2 separate regions of the Homo sapiens genome follow, and region 2 is linked to region 1. A link is a contact called in ENCODE Hi-C or POLR2A ChIA-PET data. All regions are on one chromosome and are shown on one strand. The core of a region is the stretch at or near the end of the contact, and the rest is flanking DNA. Distances in the headings are between cores, read along the strand shown.

Region 1 (4,547 bases), core at 1,421-3,920:
GGCGGGCAGCCTTGCCTAGAGTCTAGGATCCAGTTCTCATTCTCCAGTCACCACGAGCCCCTGCCTGGGGAGCCAAGTGCTCATCTTCTCAGTCCGAACATCTTTGCACCCTCTTTGCTGTGTCTGACAAGTTAGAAGCTAGACAGAGGGACTTTATTGTTAACTGCACATATGCAATTCACATTGCAGATGAAACTGCTGGAAATGTTTATTTTTAAATATAGTTTTGTTTTTAAATAGAGACAGGGTCTCAGCATGTTGCCCAGGGTTTTTTCCAGCTCCTAGCCTCAAGCCATCCTCCCATCTCAGCCTCCCAAAATGCAGTTTTTCAAATTTATTTTTGAAACAGTAATATAACGATATGGCCAAAAATGAACAAGAAGTGCCAGAGTATATTCTATACAGTGCAACTCAGTCTCCTCCCAGCCATATTTCCCAGAGGTCCTTCTACACTTTTCCAGAGTGAAGCTGTTGATAAACAAACACATATATGTTCTTTGTAAACCCAAGATGAGAGTGTATGATCATCTTCATTCTGCACATTTTTCCAATAAACAATGTCTCAGCAATCTTTCTGAATTAGTATATATAATCCTACTCTCACTTTAAATGTTGGTACACTGTAAATATTGGTGTACTATTATTTCTTTCTTTCTCTCTCTCTCTTTCTTTCTTTCTTTTTTTTTTTTTTTGAGAGACACGGTCTTGCTGTGTCGCCCAGGCTAGAGTGCAGTGGCACAATCTCAGCTCACTGCAATCTCTGCCTCCCAGGTTCAAGCAATTCTCCTGCCTGAGCCTCCCAAGTAGCTGGGATTACAGGCTCATACCATCATGCCTGGCTAATTTTTGTATTTTTAGTAGAGACAGGGTTTTGCCATGTTAGCCAGGCTGGTCTCGAACTCCTGACCTCAAGTGATCCACCTACCTTGGCCTCCCAAAGTGCTGGGATTACAGACATGAGCCACCGCGTCCAGCCCATGATTTCTTTATTCAGCCTGCACTCATGGACATTTAGGTTGTTCCCAGATATTTTTTTTTTTTGCTATTAAAAATGAGAATGCTATGAATTTCCTTGTATCAATGGGAATAGATGTGTAGGGAAAATGCCTAGACATGGCTGGGCGTGTGTGTAAGGTGCATTATGATAGATATTGCCAAACTGTTCTGTGTGAAAGTTGTAGAATCAAGTTTTCTTGCCAACAGCATATTAGAGGGGTCATTTGCTTTAATACACAAAGTTTATAAAATATTTTTAGTTTTACCTATTTGATAGTTGTTAGATTAATTAGGTATAATAGTTGCATTTTATTATTAGTGAGGTTGACTATATTGACACGTGCTTAGACACAATCTCCTTCCTTTCTTGAAAATTGCTCACGTGTGTCGTATTAGGTTGTTAGCATTAACTTTCTTACTGGTTTGTATAAATACTTTTTAAATAGTAAGGACTGTAGCCTTTCCATATGTGTTGCAGATACTTTTCCCAGTTTGTTACTTGTATTTTGACATTTAGGTAATGCTGTTTTGCAGAGTAAAGGCTTGTTATTTATTGTAGTCAAATTGCACAATTTTATCTTTATAATTACTAGGTTTTGTTTATCACCTGAAAGGCTTCCTGGTATATTGCTTAAATATTCATTGACAAAGATTTAGTTAAGCTTTCTGTCTTCCCAGTGCTCTTACAGCACCTGGAAAGATGTGAATTTCAAGGATTTATTAAAATGACTGCTTTTGTTTTACTCCGGATAAAACCGAATCAGTTTGAACCCTACAGAGGAGCCCAGAATGATTTCTCTTTGTCTCAGAGGCCTGCCTTTCTCTCTCTGTCTCAGAGGTTTGCCTCCACCTCCCCTGAACCTTGGCCCAGAAGTTTGCCTTCTCTCTCTTCCTTCCCCCTTCTTAGTGGCCTCTGAACCCAAGAATCTGTCCTGGAAGCCAAATGGAAATTCTACACAGAAGCCCGTCTAAGTCTTAGCAGCAATGTTGTACTCGTTTTCTTCTTTAAAATTAATGAATACACAGCCAGAGGTTTATTATGCCACACACATTGTGTTCACCACTCTTCATGATTAAAAGTCTCACTTCTGGGGTCCAGGACAACTTCCTAAATTCATCACCGGGAACTGCATTGCAACATTGCTGATTCTGGCCCTATGATTAATTCTACAGCTTTTGAAGAAACCCAAACTGGACAGACAGTTACTGAATTTTTGTAATGTCCGAGGCTTCCAGGAGGAGTGACACATATCTCTGCTGGATGAGCTCACAGTTCCAATGAGAAGATACAAGCTGAAAGATTGCAGCAGAACTGGGAAGTGAAAGCACGGAGAGGCTGTGGGACATGGAGGAGGGGCGGTAAGATTGAGAAAGAGGTAACAGTTGGGGTGACTTTGGACCTGAGACCTGGGCAGGCATAAGAAGTCTCACTCTCTATTCCATTCTTGGCAGGGGATGTTTCTTTGTACCAGGTAGCTTTGCGCTTGTTTTGTTCCATAAAAGTAAATCTCTGTTCACTAAGGAATTATGGTAGTGAATGGTGACTCTCCGGAATTATAGGGCTAATTCCAAAATAATCTTAGTTTTATTCCCCCACATTGTAATATTAACACTTGGGAATTTTGTTTATCGCGATGTTTAATAATTTGGCCAGCAGAGGGCACTGCATACTGACAGTCTCTCCACACCAGTCGCTCAAATCCTCAAGAGTTCCCGAAGTGTTAGGCTTAACTCAGGGGTGTTTGCAAGTGCTTTGCTCTTCTGTTTCAGACATAAACATATGTCAGAAATTAAAAGAGGGTTGTGAAGCAGGAAATTAGATTAACAGTAGCATATAATTTCCCTCTATTTGTTAATAAAGAGAAAAAATATTGGTATGTACACCCATGTCTACAGGGTTTTAAATGTAGCTGTATTAATTAATGTATTAATAATATGATAACACTACTTCTTGCATAAATCAACATAACTTCTAAATTCTCTTTGAAAATATTTTTGGTTTTATATTGTGGTTTAATTCTCAATCATAAACTAAAAAGTAAAAAAACCTGATGCCTAATGTTATACTTTCTTTCAAACCTTAAGATAGATATTATTGTTTGAATAGTATCAAAATATTGTGGTTCTGCACAAATGCTTTTTATAACTTCTTACGATGATATTTTAATTTCTATTTCCACATATGGATATGAGTATTCGAAAACATTTGACGCACAATTTTCTTCTCTTCATCTCCCCATTATAAAAATGTAAAGGTGTGTTTTAAAACCCGTTTGCTCTTGGTTAAACTTGACAATGTGGAGACCCCTTTGTTAGCTGGTCCTATGAGTTAATGCACAGCCTTTGTGTTTTTCATTTAAGGAATAAACTAAACTGGTACCATCCAATGCTACTGACTTGATTTGCCATAGCCCATCTCTATGATGTAAATATGGATTCCCTGGCATTTGCAGAGTTAAGACAGTCTCCTGGGATCAAAGCCTGCATCACATAAATACAGGAGAAAAGCTACTAAAAATTTCTTACAGTAGGAAAACACTCAAGAAGGTTTTTATATTAAAAATCCCTTATCCCAAAAACTGTAGGCTGTGTTCTGATGATGTATTACTAATTTATCAGATATATTTAATGACAGTTTGTAACATGTTCCTACTAAGTGAAGGAACGGTGCTCTGATAAGCACTGGGCAGAATTGAAGAAGTATGACATTCTCTGATCACTTAATCCATGCTCAATTTGACTAGCAATTTTATTTAGGTTTATTGCTTGCTATATAATATACTTAGTTGTATAAGTAAGATACAGATTAATAGTATTTAAATATTACTTTGGAAGCTTTTAAGGGAAATAATTCTAATTCTGAATAATACTAAATAGCTCTGCAGCATGTTGGGATTTAAATATAGATTCAGTCACTACTGTAGATTAAGTCATGATTTGTCTTTTAAAATTGGAAAGCGAGTTAACTTTTGCCCATTGGTTCTCTTTGCAGTGAGTGACCGCCTGGGTACCTGTGGGCATCTGCATTCCACATTGTGTCTGCAGTGCCCTCTTGTGGCCATGCATCTTTATGCAGATAGAGTCTTCCTCTACTACTATCTTTTGGGGCTTCTTCCATTTCGCTTTGCATTGGTGAGGCTACTGGAATAGGACTTACTTGAGCCCGGTTCATTATCTACAAGTAGGATATTGGTACCAGACAGCACTAGGAAGACTAATACAATCTTGGAGGAGGTACTTCATAGCTTGATGTTCTAAAGATTAGCTTTAAGTCATTACATTTTTGGTCATTTATTTAAAGTGATTATTCCTCATAAAATATGGTTATTATCAAAGAGCCTTTCTCCATTTGTCCCAGATCAACAATGACTGGTAAGAGGTTCAGTACAGAAGAGTCATCATATACAGTCCTAACCACCTCTGGCCTGATCTATTTTACACTGGGGCATGACTGGCATTGACTCCAGTCTTCCACGGCCTAAATAAGATTAGTACTCTGAACACAGTAAGAACTTTGTGATTCCACCTCAGTTCCACCCAAGGCAAGGGGA
Region 2 (4,547 bases), core at 1,497-3,996, 180 kb after region 1:
AGCTGGATAGGGCCTAAAGCCTGGGGCCCGGGCTGCCAGTCCCACAGACCAGAGTGGGAACTTGTGGTGCTTTTTCTAGGCCCATCCATGGCAACCCATGGACCAATCGGTGTGCACTTCCCTGCTCTGAGGCCCATAAACACCCTGGACTCAGCCTGACTTGTGGAGATTATTGGATGACTGGATGTGGAGAGGAGCTACCCACTCCATGGTCTCCTTTCTGCTGACAGCTGAACACTTATCGAGACACCCTGCCTACAGAGAGGAGCTACCCAATTCAGTTCTCCTCTGAGCTGTTCTGTCACTCAATAAAGCTCCTCTTCACCATGCTCACCCTCCACTTGTCTGCACACCTAATTCTTCCTGGACACAGGACAAGAACTTGGGAGCCACCACATGGCAGGTCTAAAAGAGTTGTAACACAAACTGAAACATGCCCCTTGCTCATCATGTTGTGGATGACAAGAAGGAGAGAAGAGAGAAGAGCTGTGGCCCTCTGGGGAGCCCAGACCTGGGAACTCTCAGAGCCTGCATTCCTGGCATCTCCAAGCTTCCATGTGCCACTCAGTTCCCCAGTGCCACCTGTGGAAGCTGCTTGTGGTACACCTGGACCAGCTGCAGCCTTGTAGGGATCCAGCACCCATGCTGGCACCTGGAGTTGCCTACCCTGCCACAGCCAGCATGCCTGGTTTTGTGTAGTGGCTGAACCCCAAATGGGGCTGAAGCCAAGTCCCCAGGGGCATGGGCTGCTTTTGAATCTATAGCCAGGACTACTGTCAGCAGGCCTATCACCAGGGCATGGGCCTGCCCTTTCAAAGTGGGCTTTCTTATTCTTGGGCTCCATCAGGGTTTCACAACCTCCTACCTGGATCCCAAGGCTCCCACAAAGGCACTTTTGTCCACGGGTGGCTGGAAAATTGTTGCTTCTGTAGGGGGATGATGGCTGGGGACCTCCTATTTCTCCATCTTTGTCTCTGTTAACTATTCTTTAAAAATGCCAAGATGTGGGGGCTTTGTTGTCTGTATTTTTTTGCTCTCTTAATTGCTCTGAAAAGAAATAGTATGAAAATAATAAACTTCATTGAAACCAGAGCTAAGGACAGTTTGGCCTATCTCTACACAACTTGCATTGTGGAGTTCACAGCGTTGTTCATAAAAATAAAAAACAAATAAGATCAAGGCTACCACTAAATTCAGCTATCACACTAAGAGCTCATTCTATTGAGGGAACTTTTATGTAATGGAAAAGCACCTTCAGCATAGCCTTGGAGTGCGATCTCTACTCCTTGCAGTAGGTGAACATCATCTTTCTCAATGAGTATTCTAGAATCACAGAATTTGGATTACAGGAGAATCCTTAAAGGGCACCATGAATTTAAGGTCGTATGTGCTTTCAACTCAATTTCCAGTTAAACAATGCCCACACCCAGGGCTGTTCAGCTGAATCAGGAAGAGTGTTTAGAATCCATCTTTGAACTCAGCTTAGTCATGTGGACTCTCTGTCCCTGCTGAGGCTTCAGCTACATCGATGATTGTGCACCCCCCAGATACCCTTTTCAGTCACCTGGTATCATTCTATTTGTTTTAAAGTGGACAGCGTAGTTCTCAAAGTTAAATGACCCAACTCTATTCATTTGACTGTTCTGGGATTAGATTCTGGTCATGGCCCCTGGCTTCTAACTACTTAGGTTTTTAATGCAGACCTTGTACTAAGCTGATAGTGCAATTCCTAGAGTATTTTATAACATTTCCATCTAAGAAGTCCATTTCCAGTGAGGTCAATGCCTTTAGTATTCATTGCTTAGCTCTAAACTTGTATGTAAATTGGAGATTAAAAAAATCCTTAATTTAAAATAGTGATCTGGTAGACTCTATGCTTCTAAAATTTGTCCATGAATCCTCCTCTTTTATAGGTCCTCCTAGCAGGTAATATAAAGTGGAAAAACATGTATGTAAATTTTATACTGTGATACTCCCTGTTGCACAGTTTCTCCAATTTAAAATGACTTGATGCATGAGAGAAAGGAGAGCTAACATTTCATTTGTGCCTTTTCTCAGATGATAGAATAGATACAAAAAGATCATCATAATAAGAACATCCATGAGAATGAAGCTGACTTATTTTTACAAACCTTACATAAACCTTGAATTTTCCAGGGAAACAGGGAGTCACAAAAAGGCAGTGAGGTTTTGAAGAACAAAAATCTAATGGCCTAATAAAGATATAAACAAAAATAATAAAATATTAACTTGGTTTCTTCATCTTTGAAGTAACCAAGTTGGATGTTGGGTCAGATTATACCTCTAATGTAATATAATTTTACACTTCTTTGTTCACTACCAACAATATATGCCATAAAAATGTCTAGTCGAGAGGTATCTTAAAGAACCACTGGAAACGAGATATAGAACTTTAGACTTAACCACCATGAATTCCATAAATAACTGTCAAAACCTATACACAGGTGATCTCTTTAATAAATTGAGAACTGAGAATTGTTTTTGATGAAAGTTTCATGAGTCTCTGTAGCCCCGGGGTTCTGAGCCCATGAGTCGAAGGACTTTTTGACTTTACGTAATGCTGGAGCAATACCTTTAGAAGAGGACAAATCCATTTAAAATAAGCTCTCTGCAAATGCCACAGCCTGCATTTTCAACCTGTGGGCTGTCACACAGACATGACTGGGCCTCGTAGTATATGCCACCAGCAAAGTGCAGCACCTGTGAGGCACACACCTTCAGTTTATGTGAACCTGAATCAGGCATGAGCATGCACACCCAGACGTGCAATGGAAATAGCAGCACAGCACCGCTGGGCTCTCACTAACCCCGCATATGGGAGTGACAGCTGTTACTTGTGCTTGGAGCAGATTCTCTAAGCATATGGTAACTGTGGTAAGGATAGTAATCTCTGCTCTAACAGTTGGTTTGGCATAAGGGATTATTGTTGGGAAGCATTTCTTCCTTTTTTAACTAAAAAATTGCAACTGGTATCACTATTTTTGATTTAAAGATATTTTCAGCCTCTGCCACTGTACCGTATCACACAACAATGCAGAAGTGTTCCATCAAGATTGTGCTGAACTTCATAAGAGCGATTTCATAAATATATGCACTTTTGAAAAAGGAGCCATAAAATGAAATTGTGGTTGTTCCAGAACAATCTCTGTCAAGGGTGATGTTCACTCCCGAGCCTCTGATCACCATCCTCAATAATAACAATAAAATTGCCAACTGTGACCTCCTAACAGACTTGTGGTTTCCTGTTATTGCTAATGTTCTGTCTGTGGAAGGCAGACGCAGTTTCTCTCAGGTGCACCATTAAATTAGGTGACAGAGTGCTACTGCGTGACTGGTAACATATTGAAGGGAAGATCAAGGAATGCTGCAAGATGGCCCAGGGAGATGTATCAGAAACGAACCCTTTCATTTTCCAAGCATGAAGCTCCTATCAGAGACTGTTGTGAATGCCCATGAAAATCATAATTTATCATTTAGGGTGCTTCTGAGATAAATCTTATCACAGATTTTTCTTCATTTTCTTTCTCCTCCAACATTATCAAGATTACCAAGGATGATGTTGGGATAAGAAGATTGCTGACACCAAAGAGTGAAAATCTATGCTTTCAGGTTGTCTTTACTAAGCACAAAAGCCCTCAGAAAGAATAAATTAGGCTAACTTATTAGCCTAATTTAGCTGGAGACACATTGACAGCAAACTGAATCTTGAAGTTTCTCAGTGGAATATATGGGGTCATATATTCTACCGTGAACAGCATTGGAGATTTTAACAGGACAAAGAAAATCCTCTGATTACTTATGCTCTGTTCTACTTGATCCAATGATGTCCTCTGTACATGGTTGTGTTCCAGGACCCAGATGTAGAGGACAGGGCAGAACTGTACTCTCTGAGCTTTTTACCCTCAGTTTTCTATGAAAGCCTAGCTTTTCTACATTACCGAGCTTCATGATTTTTTTTTAACTTCTCTTGAAATATAAATCCAATTTTCACTTAATAGGGCCTTCTACTGTTTTTTCATTTGCATTCTCTTCCTTGAAGATTGTATTCACTTTTGTTACTGTAACTATCACATCCACGTGAGTGGCTCCCAAATCCATCCCTGGGCTCACTTTCTACTCTTCCAGGCCTGTCTCCCACCAAAGCTCTTTCACCGAACTTGACTGGTGAAAACTACCAAAAGTTTTATGTTTCTAGGCTCCATGATGCTCCTTCAGTCTTCAGCGTCATTTCCTGGTTCCTTTCTTGTTAGAAATTCTGCCTATCTTTAAGCACAACAGTATTATGGAACCTGTATCACCCAGTTCAGTTGATATTAAAAATATGTTTTAATCAGCGTTACATGGTGTCTATTGCTAGTCTGAGCTAATGCAAGCCTGTATGTTGCTGGGCAGCACTGTTGAATGTCAGCTCTGCATATCACACGTCTTGACATTTGTGTTTACAAGTCTGTCTCTCCCACCAGACTTGTCATGCTGAAAGTTTCCTGATGTCTAGGCCTCATTCACATGTTAAATCTTGATCATGT

What was found. Hi-C counts contacts between places; a loop is a spot of excess contacts on that map. ChIA-PET counts read pairs that join two places held with the same protein, here RNA polymerase II (POLR2A). Pooled maps may share reads with other maps.
Region 2: a map of naive thymus-derived CD4-positive, alpha-beta T cell shows a loop between it and region 1 (3-fold over the local background). The contact joins two enhancer-like sites. A Hi-C loop is called at or near these places in 1 of 168 maps with a recorded cell type or tissue (naive thymus-derived CD4-positive, alpha-beta T cell) and 6 of 50 pooled maps. POLR2A ChIA-PET finds 5 or more read pairs at or near these places in 1 of 52 experiments (activated T-cell).

Annotation. Positions count from the first base shown.
Region 1 is chr18:70,487,886-70,492,432 of GRCh38, forward strand. It overlaps LOC105376872 (a long non-coding RNA gene), which reads left to right. Exons shown (of 3, transcript XR_935606.3): 3 at 2,170-3,380. Among named protein-coding and RNA genes, the nearest start is that of LINC01910, 110 kb to the left of the region's middle. Within about 2 kb of position 2,671, at least 4 of the 41 ENCODE cell types and tissues checked have a DNase peak (open chromatin) inside an H3K27ac peak, as active enhancers do.
Region 2 is chr18:70,669,570-70,674,116 of GRCh38, forward strand. No RefSeq gene overlaps it. Among named protein-coding and RNA genes, the nearest start is that of GTSCR1, 21 kb to the left of the region's middle. Within about 2 kb of position 2,747, at least 2 of the 41 ENCODE cell types and tissues checked have a DNase peak (open chromatin) inside an H3K27ac peak, as active enhancers do.